Regions from separate parts of the Homo sapiens genome. Here regions 1 and 2 are each linked to region 3. A link is a contact called in ENCODE Hi-C or POLR2A ChIA-PET data. All regions are on one chromosome and are shown on one strand. The core of a region is the stretch at or near the end of the contact, and the rest is flanking DNA. Distances in the headings are between cores, read along the strand shown. Region 1 overlaps RAC2 (Rac family small GTPase 2). Region 2 has its middle 5.5 kb from the start of C1QTNF6. Region 3 holds the start of LGALS1 (galectin 1).

Region 1 (3,006 bases), core at 108-2,607, 440 kb after region 3:
GGCGAGAAGGGTATCTCTGCTCTGCCCAGATCCTAAGTCCCCAGCATTCCCTGGGGTGTTCCACCCTCAGGGAGCCCCAAGCTCCACCTCTCGGTGGCTGCCATGGTGGGACACCTCTGGGCCCTCCTCACTAGCAACCTCGCTTGCTCTGTCCCCAGGACGTCTTCCTCATCTGCTTCTCCCTCGTCAGCCCAGCCTCTTATGAGAACGTCCGCGCCAAGGTGAGCTGGACAGGGTGGGCCTTGGGGGCTCTGGGGCAGGTAACCCTGAGGGACAGAGGGAGGAACTGGTGACTCTAGGCTGGTCCCTGGGGCAGCAGAGGTCGCATACAGAGAGGGTCCCCAGTGCCAACCAGGGCTGGCAGAGGGACTTGAGGGGGTAAGATTCAGAGGACCTGGGGTGGGGGGTGCTGCGATAGTTAGCTATACCCCCACTTTCCATGGCTGCATTCTCCTCCTCCCCACACAACCTCATGTCCGCCTCCGATTGTCACATAACCTCATGTTTGCTTCTTATGTCTGCACAAAACCTCGCCTCCTCCTTTCCTACAATCATGCGCCCCCTCCTTCCTGCACAACGTCGTGGCCTCCCCTCCCTGTGCCACCTCACGTCTCTCTCTCCTCACCGTCGTGCCCACCTCTGATCTTCTGGCAACTTGCTGCCTCTCCTCTCCCTACACCCTCACACTCCCTCTGATCCCCGCACAGCCTCGCGCCCCCTCTTGACCCATACAACCTTGTGTCCCCCCACCCACCTGCCCAGTGGTTCCCAGAAGTGCGGCACCACTGCCCCAGCACACCCATCATCCTGGTGGGCACCAAGCTGGACCTGCGGGACGACAAGGACACCATCGAGAAACTGAAGGAGAAGAAGCTGGCTCCCATCACCTACCCGCAGGGCCTGGCACTGGCCAAGGAGATTGGTATGGGCCTCGGGCTCAGAGGGGCGATCTGGCTGCAGGGGAGGCCCTGACTTGGCCTCGTGGTGTGATTGTAAACACGGGCTGCAGGGCCAGGCTGTGCAGTTTGAACTCAGCTGTGCTGTGCACTTGCTGTGTGACCTTGGGCGAGTCACGTAGCCTCTCTCTGCCTGTGTTTCCTTATCAGAAAAGCATGGGATAGTGATAGCTCCTGCCTCCTGGGGTGGTTGGGGGAATTCAGTAACTTATTCCAGGTGGAGCTGCCAGGGCAGCACCTGTGTGTGAGAAGCACTCTGTGTTAGTAGTAGTCGTCCTAGTAGTATGAGTAGTATCTATTAATAGATACTGAAAATAAGGAGGTGTGCTTTGAGCAGACAGAAGCAGAGATTGAGTGGGGGTGCTGTGGTTGCTTGGAGGACAAGTGGCAAGTCAAACTTGGGTGTTCTGGGAAGGCTTCCTGGAGGAGGTGGCGCTGCATTAGATCTAAAGGGTGACACATTTCCTTCCACCACCTTCTCTCCTCCCTTTCCCCACTCCCTTTGGTTTCTCAGCTCGACCCCTCTTTGCCTCCAAATCACTGGGCTGGAGAAATATAGTAACTTCTCAAGGTCACCCAGCTAGTAGGTGGCCCAGCCAGATTTGAAGGAAGGACAGCAAATTATTGGCTCACTGCTGGGGGGTGCTTCTTTGTAGTGGCTCAGGGCTGCCTGCATCAGGGAGGCGATGACCATGGGTCTGGCTTCATGCATGGTACCCAGGCCTGCTGGCTGTTCCTGTCCCTGTCCCTGGTAGGTCCCAATGTGTCTGTAGCTCAGGGATCCTTGCCCAAAAGCCCAAAACCACCAGCTGGGTTTGGTCATATGAGCTGTGCCCTCTGCCTCACCACAGGACTCTGCAGGCCCAGGGTTTGGCCCCCAAATTGAATCCACTAGACCTCCTCCCGCCCCACCGCCCCAGCCCCGCCCCACCTCCCCCTGCCGGAACTGGGAGGGCCCTGGGGACTCACATCTCTTCACAGGAAGAGAAACCGCAGCCACCACCTCCCTCCTTCTGTGACTAGCGTGGTGACACAGCCATCTTCCCCGGGGGCCTCAGACTATGGCTCACACCCTGGCTCCCTTCCCCTGTCCTAGGGCCACAGCTCCCCAGCCTGCAAGTCTTTCCTTTTAAATATCAAGGATTCATCCCTGCCTTCTCTTTCTGACCAACCAGCACCCCTCCAACCCCTGCCCCTGGACTCCTTCTATTCAGGGTGCAGCTCTCCAGCCTGTGGCCTGGCTGTCACTGACCTCTCCCTTGTAAAGCACATGCTTTGGGATCATGTGGAGGGTGCTGGAGGCCTGGATTCTGGTCCTGGCTCTGATACTGATTGGCTGTGTGACCTTGGGTTAGTGGCTGCCCCTCTCTGGGCCTCAGTCTCCCTCTCCACATAAGCTGACCTGGACAATCCCCAAAGGCCCTCTCTCCTCCATAAGGTGGTGACTCAGAGTTCTTGCCTTGGCCTCTAGCCAGTCTTTCCTGGCTGACCCTGCATGGAGCTGGGGCAGGGGCAGTGATTTTAACTGTGCCTCAGACCAGCTTAGGCCTAGGGGGAGTCCTGGGGGGACTGGCAGGGATAGTGAGGGAAGCAGCAACTGCCTCTGCCCACCTGGACTCCCCAGCCCTGGGATGACAAGTTTTGGGGGCAGCCCTGAGCCCAGCTGATAATCACAGCTGATGTGGACTGAGCACTTCCTGGGAGCCACTTCATTCTCACAGCAGCTATGACGAAGAGCTCTTGTCACCTTCACTTTACAGAGAGGAAACAGGCTCGGGGGGACATGTTGCTGGCTTAAGGCCACCCAGCCAGGATTCTGACAGGGGTGGACTGGCTCCCTAAGCCACAAAGCTGAGGGCCATCTGTCCTCCCTGCACCTCCACTGCCCCCACCGCCCCCTCACCCTCCTTGCCCTCTCTGTAGCTCCCCTGCCCCCTGCCTCAGCTTGATGAGCCATCGCATGGCAATGAGTCCTAGACAGATGGGAGACTGAGGCCCGGAGAGGGGGAACTGACTAAAGTCCTAGAGCAGTGAGAGGCCGAGCCAAAGT
Region 2 (3,304 bases), core at 154-2,653, 480 kb after region 3:
AAAGGAAATAGACTACAGCCCCAATTGGCTGACTTTGGGTAAGTGAGGGATATTTTATTCTGGGTAATGTATGGATTTGGGTTAGGTTCCCTCCTCAGAAATAGGGGGTTAAAGGCCCCTCTTAGTGAAGGGCAAAGATGCTTATCAGAAATTGGGTTAGAGGCCCAAATGAAGAAGGTTGGAGTCCTTAGGGAGTTAGAGGTCCCCCTCGGTCATGTCCCTTGGTAAGGAGAAATGGATTAGGCACTATGGGATATTAACCACTATTCTCTTTTCATTAATCTGCCTTGCACTGTTTGCTGACAGCTGTGAGTGACAGGATTAGGCACGTACAGGATCATGGGACATGGGGAGCTTTCTTCTCCCCAAAGGGGGAAACTTTAGAGATGATGAGATTGCTGGAAAAGATACCTTTGCTACTGACAAGCGACCTCCTGAACTATTGATCCAGTGTCAATGGAATGGAGGCCTCTGGCCTCCCTGAGCTCCTCAGCTTCTCCACCCCCCGGCAGGCAATGCTTTTCTTCCTCTCTCCTTTCTCTTTTCTATCTTTTCTGTCACTCAGGGTGACTCTCCACTCTTCCATCTTGCCCAGCTACCATATGTTGAAACTTCTGGTTGGAGGGCATTCCACCTCACTTGGAGTGGATCAAAGATGACAAGGGCCATCGGGAGCAAGTTTGAGCCTTGCCAGGTTGATGTTGGGCACTGAGTGGGGTGGCTAGTCTCCTGGAATGGAAAATGTTAATTTGGTTTCCCCATGCAGCCTGTTGGACAGCATCTTACAAAATTAAGAGGCTTTTGCCTGTGGTTCCATGAAATGGAAAAAGACGATTTTCTTTTGTAACGTGTCTTGGCCCCCATAGCAATGGCACAGTAAGCAGGGCCATCAAAGCCACAGAGAGAAAGGGAACCCAGAAACCTGGCATGCTGGCAAAGGGTAAGAATTTCTTACCAGTCAGGCTTCTGGCCTCTCTTGGTGCAAACTGGTTGAATAAATGATAAAAATCACTGTTTGTCTCTCCTGCAAGGAATTTGATTAATACGAAAAAGAATTCATGGGGGCTAGTCTTAAGCTTTAGAAAATCTGGTGTACTTAGTGCTATGAATTTTTCTTTCTGTGTCAGTCTGTCATAAAAAGAGGTACTATAGGATAGAATGTGGGCCTAGGACCCATATAAGCCCATTATTCAAGTTGGCCCAGCAAACTCGTCAGTTACAAACTTGGCGGCAGGTCCCTGAAACAAAAACTAGATGAGGTTTCTGTCTTGTCTTTTTTTTTACGTCCTTGCAAGTTTAACCTTGTGACCGTGTGGGAGTACTTTCTCTTAGTCTCCACCATCCAGACGACAGGAAGCTGGGGCTTCATGTGATAGCCCTAAAAATTGTCCTGAGCAGTTAAAAGCCTTTGCACGCTTGAAATTGGCTTCTCTGGGCTCCTTCCAGGAAGGAAAACAGAAACTGTCTAGTGCCGTGGCTCAGTAGCTAAGGCTTTGTCTCTTCACACTGGGGACCCAGGTTCAATTCCCACCTTAGGGAATGAGTCCTTTCTGGTTTAATATCTATGTGACCTTTGCCATTTATTCATTTTCTTCTCCATAAACAGCTTCTGACTTCTCGTTTGAATTTTCCTTTCTCTGCACTACCCTTGGCGATTCTAGATCTCGTAAAAACTGCTTATCACCTCTTTGAAAATACCTTGTATACCTGGGTTAAGTGCTAACCTTAGTTAAGGCTTACCGGTTTCACCTGGGAGGTTACTGTTAGTGAAGTTCAAAAGCCAGAAATATTGGCTGTTTGTCCCGGCTAGAGTCTGGTAACAAGATTTGGTTAAAAGTCAGCTTAATTAAAAATGGATATCCAAGCTATACATATATTTAAAAGGCCTTTATGCTTTTTTTTCTCTTCTTGGCTCTTATTTTTCTGAAAAATTTTTTCTTTTCAGTCGACTTAATTTTTTTCCCCATTTTGTCTTCTTGCCACTCTTGATGCCCCACCTGAGAGGACCTAAGATAAATTTTAATAGCCTGGGACTTCTCAGGAAAAAAGGAGGTGCTACAGACCCTGTTTTGGGAGAAACCTCTGTTCTCCTCATGGACACCCCCAGGAATTGAAAGCAGATAGACCACTCTCAAAATCTAAGGCTCTGCTCTGTTTTGTATTGTGTTATCTGACAGTTTTGACTTTTGGGGATATCAGAAATTACTTTGCATTTTAAGAGAGCTTTTAGCCTTGCTATGTAATAACTAGGTGGGGAATACACTTTTAGGGATGGCTAATGGCAGTTTTGTGGGGATACTTGGCTCTTCGCACCTTTGGATCAGAAAAGCATGCTCTTGGCCACCTAGAAAGTATGGAAGTGTCCCCACCCTCCATTGAAAGATAAGACTGCCATGGGGGATGGGCTGATTCCCTCTCTTTGGGATCCAGGATCCAATATAAAAATGAAACCCTTAATTTTGGGGTTCTGTTTTGCCTTCCAGCTGTGCCTGCTTATTAGGCCTTAGAAACTGCAGGCTTTCCTGGCCCTGTTTCTTGAAGGGCTCCACCCTGAAGTCAGTAATCCAATTAAGAAACTTAAAAATTGGCAAATGAAAAATCTTACAACTACTGGATCTTCTGTCTGTGTATTTATATATGTTGTGTGTGTGATGTTGATATATGAAAGAGCTCTGATTAATTGGCTTAAAAATAATAAGTACTTAAATCAAATATTTTGTCAGAAAAATAGAAACATTAATGCCTTTTGGTTCACATGACTTTAATAATCTTTGGGAAATAGAGACAGTTTTAAAGATTATCAGTAACATTAAAATATCTTCAAACTTTAGACATTTGGTCTAAATTAGGCAGGTCAGATTTTAGGTTTGCTAAATGCCTCAAGGTCATAAACTGCATCATTGACTTTTGAAAATTGCCCAGCTTACCTGCTTTGGGGCCATTAGATTCTAGATAAGGCCTGGGGACTTGTCGAGTTAGCCATGCCCCCAGCTATGCTGGAAAGAGTCAGACCTTATCTGCACTTCTGCAGATAAGGCTGTCCTAGGCTCCACACCTGGAATATAAGTAAAACTGCTTACTTACCAGGTTTTTCACCAAAAAATAAAAGTTGCTAAGAGTTAACATCGTAATATGTTATATGTAATTGAGACTACTAGAGAAACAGTTTTATATGCAAGGTGTGTAAGGAAAATTGAATATGCTTTTGGTAAGAAGATTATAAGAAAGCATGGGAATGTGGACTTTCCCCCTACTTTAGAGGGTTAAAGGATTGTTTCAAGTTAGGTAGGATAAAGCTGAAGGT
Region 3 (3,080 bases), core at 142-2,641:
CACTCTCCAGGTTTGAGATTCAGGTTGCTGGCGACCAGACCCTGCACAGACAAGCCCCGGCCCAGCCGGGTTAGAGGACAAGGCCTCCACTGCTCGAAGTGTCCGGGGGTGGCTGGGGGTGGGAGTGGGGTTGTTCCCGCCCGGCATCCTCTGACCAAGCCAAGGGGAAGCCTGGGGAAAGGATTGAGCTGTAATTTCCAGCCTCCGATTGTCTATGTGGTCCTGGGAAAGTCCCTATTCCCACCGGGGTTGGCTTCAGTCTGTAACGTGAAGGTTCTAGAAGACAGGCTCTAGAAGATTTTGCAGATTGGCTTGGGAATTTTGGACTCAAGAGTGACTTGGGAGATGGGGTGCTCTGTCCCATCGCAGATGGAGAGGATCAGGCTGGGGAGGGGCCGACACTTGGCCCACCGTCACACTGAATGGAGGGGCCGGCCCCTCTGCTGGAGAGGAAGTGGCTAGGGGCGGGCGACCCCACTATTCTCCTTCAAGCCCCTCTCTGCAAAGAGGCCCAGGGGCTAGAGAGGAGACCCTGAAAAACACGGCCTCTCTGCATTAGGGAGAATAGCCCTGCAGTCGGGCTGTGGCTGGGCTGGCTCAGGGTTAACAAGATTGAGCAAACTGCTGGGCACTGCTGTTCCCTGGCACCCCGAGTGGGTGGGCAAGAGTTAACTGGTTTGAGTGGTTTCTTCTGCCAGAAACTTGAACCCTTTCCCTGGGGCCCGAGGAAGATTCTCACCTCCCTGCCACCCCAACCTCCCAGCTTGGGGGTGGTGGAAGGGAATTTCCCCCGCCCCCCCCGCCACCAGCCTGGACACAACCACCCTCCACCCCCGACCTAGAAGGGCCCATCCTGGGCAGCTTGTCTCGGGTCCTGGCAACTTTTCAGCGTTCTCTGGAGCAGAGGGTAACTCTGCCCTGGCCTGGTGACCGGGACAGCTGCAGGGGGGAGGGGACAGGAGGCTCTTTGGGGTGGAGGAGGGGGAAAGGGATAGTGGCCTGGGTGTCCCCCAGTTGGCCACACCCTTCCCACGCTCACTTCTCAGAGAGCTGCAGAATGTCAACCCTGGGCAGAAATAACTGTGCTTTCAGACCCTGGAGGAATCCAGACAATTATCAATGCAGAGAAGGCCTTGAGGGACCATGGCGCCCACCCCCATTTTACAGATGTGGCCACTGAGGTCCAGAAAAGAGAAGGCACTGGTTCCAGGCCACACAGCTGGGGCTAGAATCTGCTCCCGATCTGCCCAGCTCTCCTCTGGCCATCAGTTCCTGCCCTATCCCCTGGACCTTGGGGGGGGGTCCCCACACTCACACAAGCCATGATTGAGTCCAGGAGGATGTTCCCGGGCAGGCGCACCAGCTGTCAGAAGACTCCACCCGAGAGAGATGGGCCCCCGGACGCTCCCACCCTTTTAACTGGACCGGACCGGGTGAGCCCCGCCCCCTGAAAGTTCAGCCAATTGCAAGTCAGGATAGGGCTGGGGGCCACTGGGGGCGGAGTCCGTGGAATTTTGAAGCCAGTTTTGGAGCAGAGGTGACCAATCAGAGTGGCGAGCTGCTGCCCCCCCTCACCCCGCCGCCCCCGGCCAGAGTCCAAGCTCCACCTCCTATTCTCCTTCATCCCTCTCCACCTCCCCACCAAAATTGTGCTGTGGCAGAGATTGGGGGAAGCCAGTGGAAAATAGTTTGATGATGAGCTAGGCCCACAAGTTGGCGGGAAGGGGCCTGTGGCCAGCAGGCTGGGCTCAGGGGGTGCCCAGAGAAGATGGCTGAGGAGGTGCAGGGTCCTTCAGGGAATCAGAGCTGGGGGAGACCAGGCCACTCCCGGGCAGGGACCAGGGCGTGGCTCCTGCTGCGTGCGCGTCTGCAGAGGGCCACTGACTTAACCACAGGCCCTGGCCCCACCCGGGCCTTCCCCGGAAGCAAGGACTGCGGCTGCTGCAGCGCTCTCTCGCTGGCTCCTCGGGAAGGCTAAAGAAAGGCTGGGCCGGGCGCCAAGCCTGAGGCTGCAGGGCTTGGCTAAGGCCTCGGGCTTGGCCGCGTTCAGGGGCAGGCAGGGGATAGTCAAAGCGCCCTGGCCTGACAGCCTCAGGCCTGAGAGTGTCAAGCTTAGGAGATGGCCCAGGGTGGTCCAGACCAGGAGGGGGTGGGGTCCTGGCTCTGTGCACCCTGTCCTTTCTCTTTTTTATTTTTATTTATTTATATATTTATTTTTGAGATGGAGTCTCGCTCTGTCGCCCAGGCTGGAGTGCAGTGGCGTGATCTCAGCTCACTGCAACCTCTGCCTCCCAGGTTCAACTGATTCTCCTGCCTCAGCCTCCCGAGTAGCTGGGACTACAGGCCCCCACCACCACACCCGGCTAATTTATGTACTTTTAGTAGAGACGGGGTTTCACCACGTTGGCCAGGCTGGTCTCAAACTCCTGACCTCAGTTGATCCACCCGCCTCAGCCTCCCAAAGTAATGGGATTACAGGTGTGAGCCACCATGCCTGGCCACCCTGTCTGCTCTCTTAACATCTCCTCTGAGGCCCGGCACAGCCCTCCCTTCCCTGAGTGTTCAGCAGGTATTTTACTGAGCACCTACTATGTACCTGGCCCTGGGCTCTGAGGATTCAAAGCTGAACCCCTCCCAGTCCCCACTCTCAAGGAGCGCATAGTTGGGGTGGAATCTGACCACAACCACGTTAAGAAGTAGATGATGGGCTGGGCGCAGTGGCTCACGCCGGTAATCCCAGCTCTTTAGGAAGCCGAGGCGGGCGGATCACCTAAGGTTAGGAGTTCGAGACTAGCCTGACCAACACGGAGAAACCCCATCTCTACTAAAAATACAAAATTAGCTGGGCATGGTGGCATATGCCTGTAATCCCTGCTACTCCTGAGGCTGAGGCAGGAGAATCGCTTGAACCCAGGAGGCAGAGGTTGCAGTGATCCGAGATCAGTCTATTGCACTCCAGCCTGGGCAATAAGAGTGAAACTCAGTCTCAATTAAAAAAAATAAAAAATAAAAATAAAAATAAAAAGAAGTAGATGATGATGGCTGTAAGGGAAGCCATGAGAAAGTGCTATGGTGGGCTG

The links. Hi-C counts contacts between places; a loop is a spot of excess contacts on that map. ChIA-PET counts read pairs that join two places held with the same protein, here RNA polymerase II (POLR2A). Pooled maps may share reads with other maps.
Region 1: a map of naive thymus-derived CD4-positive, alpha-beta T cell shows a loop between it and region 3 (4-fold over the local background). The contact joins the enhancer-like site here to the promoter of LGALS1 in region 3. A Hi-C loop is called at or near these places in 1 of 168 maps with a recorded cell type or tissue (naive thymus-derived CD4-positive, alpha-beta T cell) and 7 of 50 pooled maps. POLR2A ChIA-PET finds 5 or more read pairs at or near these places in 1 of 52 experiments (activated T-cell).
Region 2: a map of gastrocnemius medialis shows a loop between it and region 3 (8-fold over the local background). The contact joins the enhancer-like site here to the promoter of LGALS1 in region 3. A Hi-C loop is called at or near these places in 1 of 168 maps with a recorded cell type or tissue (gastrocnemius medialis) and 5 of 50 pooled maps. POLR2A ChIA-PET finds 5 or more read pairs at or near these places in 1 of 52 experiments (activated B cell).

Annotation. Positions count from the first base shown.
Region 1 is chr22:37,229,147-37,232,152 of GRCh38, reverse strand. RAC2 (Rac family small GTPase 2) reads left to right here. Exons shown (of 7, transcript NM_002872.5): 4 at 159-221; 5 at 763-922. Among named protein-coding and RNA genes, the nearest start is that of RAC2, 14 kb to the left of the region's middle. RefSeq lists enhancers at 890-1,029, 1,560-1,619. Within about 2 kb of position 1,357, at least 21 of the 41 ENCODE cell types and tissues checked have a DNase peak (open chromatin) inside an H3K27ac peak, as active enhancers do.
Region 2 is chr22:37,192,115-37,195,418 of GRCh38, reverse strand. It overlaps a transcript of C1QTNF6 not described here. Among named protein-coding and RNA genes, the nearest start is that of C1QTNF6, 5.5 kb to the right of the region's middle. Within about 2 kb of position 1,403, at least 8 of the 41 ENCODE cell types and tissues checked have a DNase peak (open chromatin) inside an H3K27ac peak, as active enhancers do.
Region 3 is chr22:37,673,947-37,677,026 of GRCh38, reverse strand. LGALS1 (galectin 1) reads right to left here and starts at 1,391. Exons shown (of 4, transcript NM_002305.4): 1 at 1,316-1,391; 2 at 1-41. The coding sequence starts at 1,324. RefSeq lists a silencer at 1,449-1,588.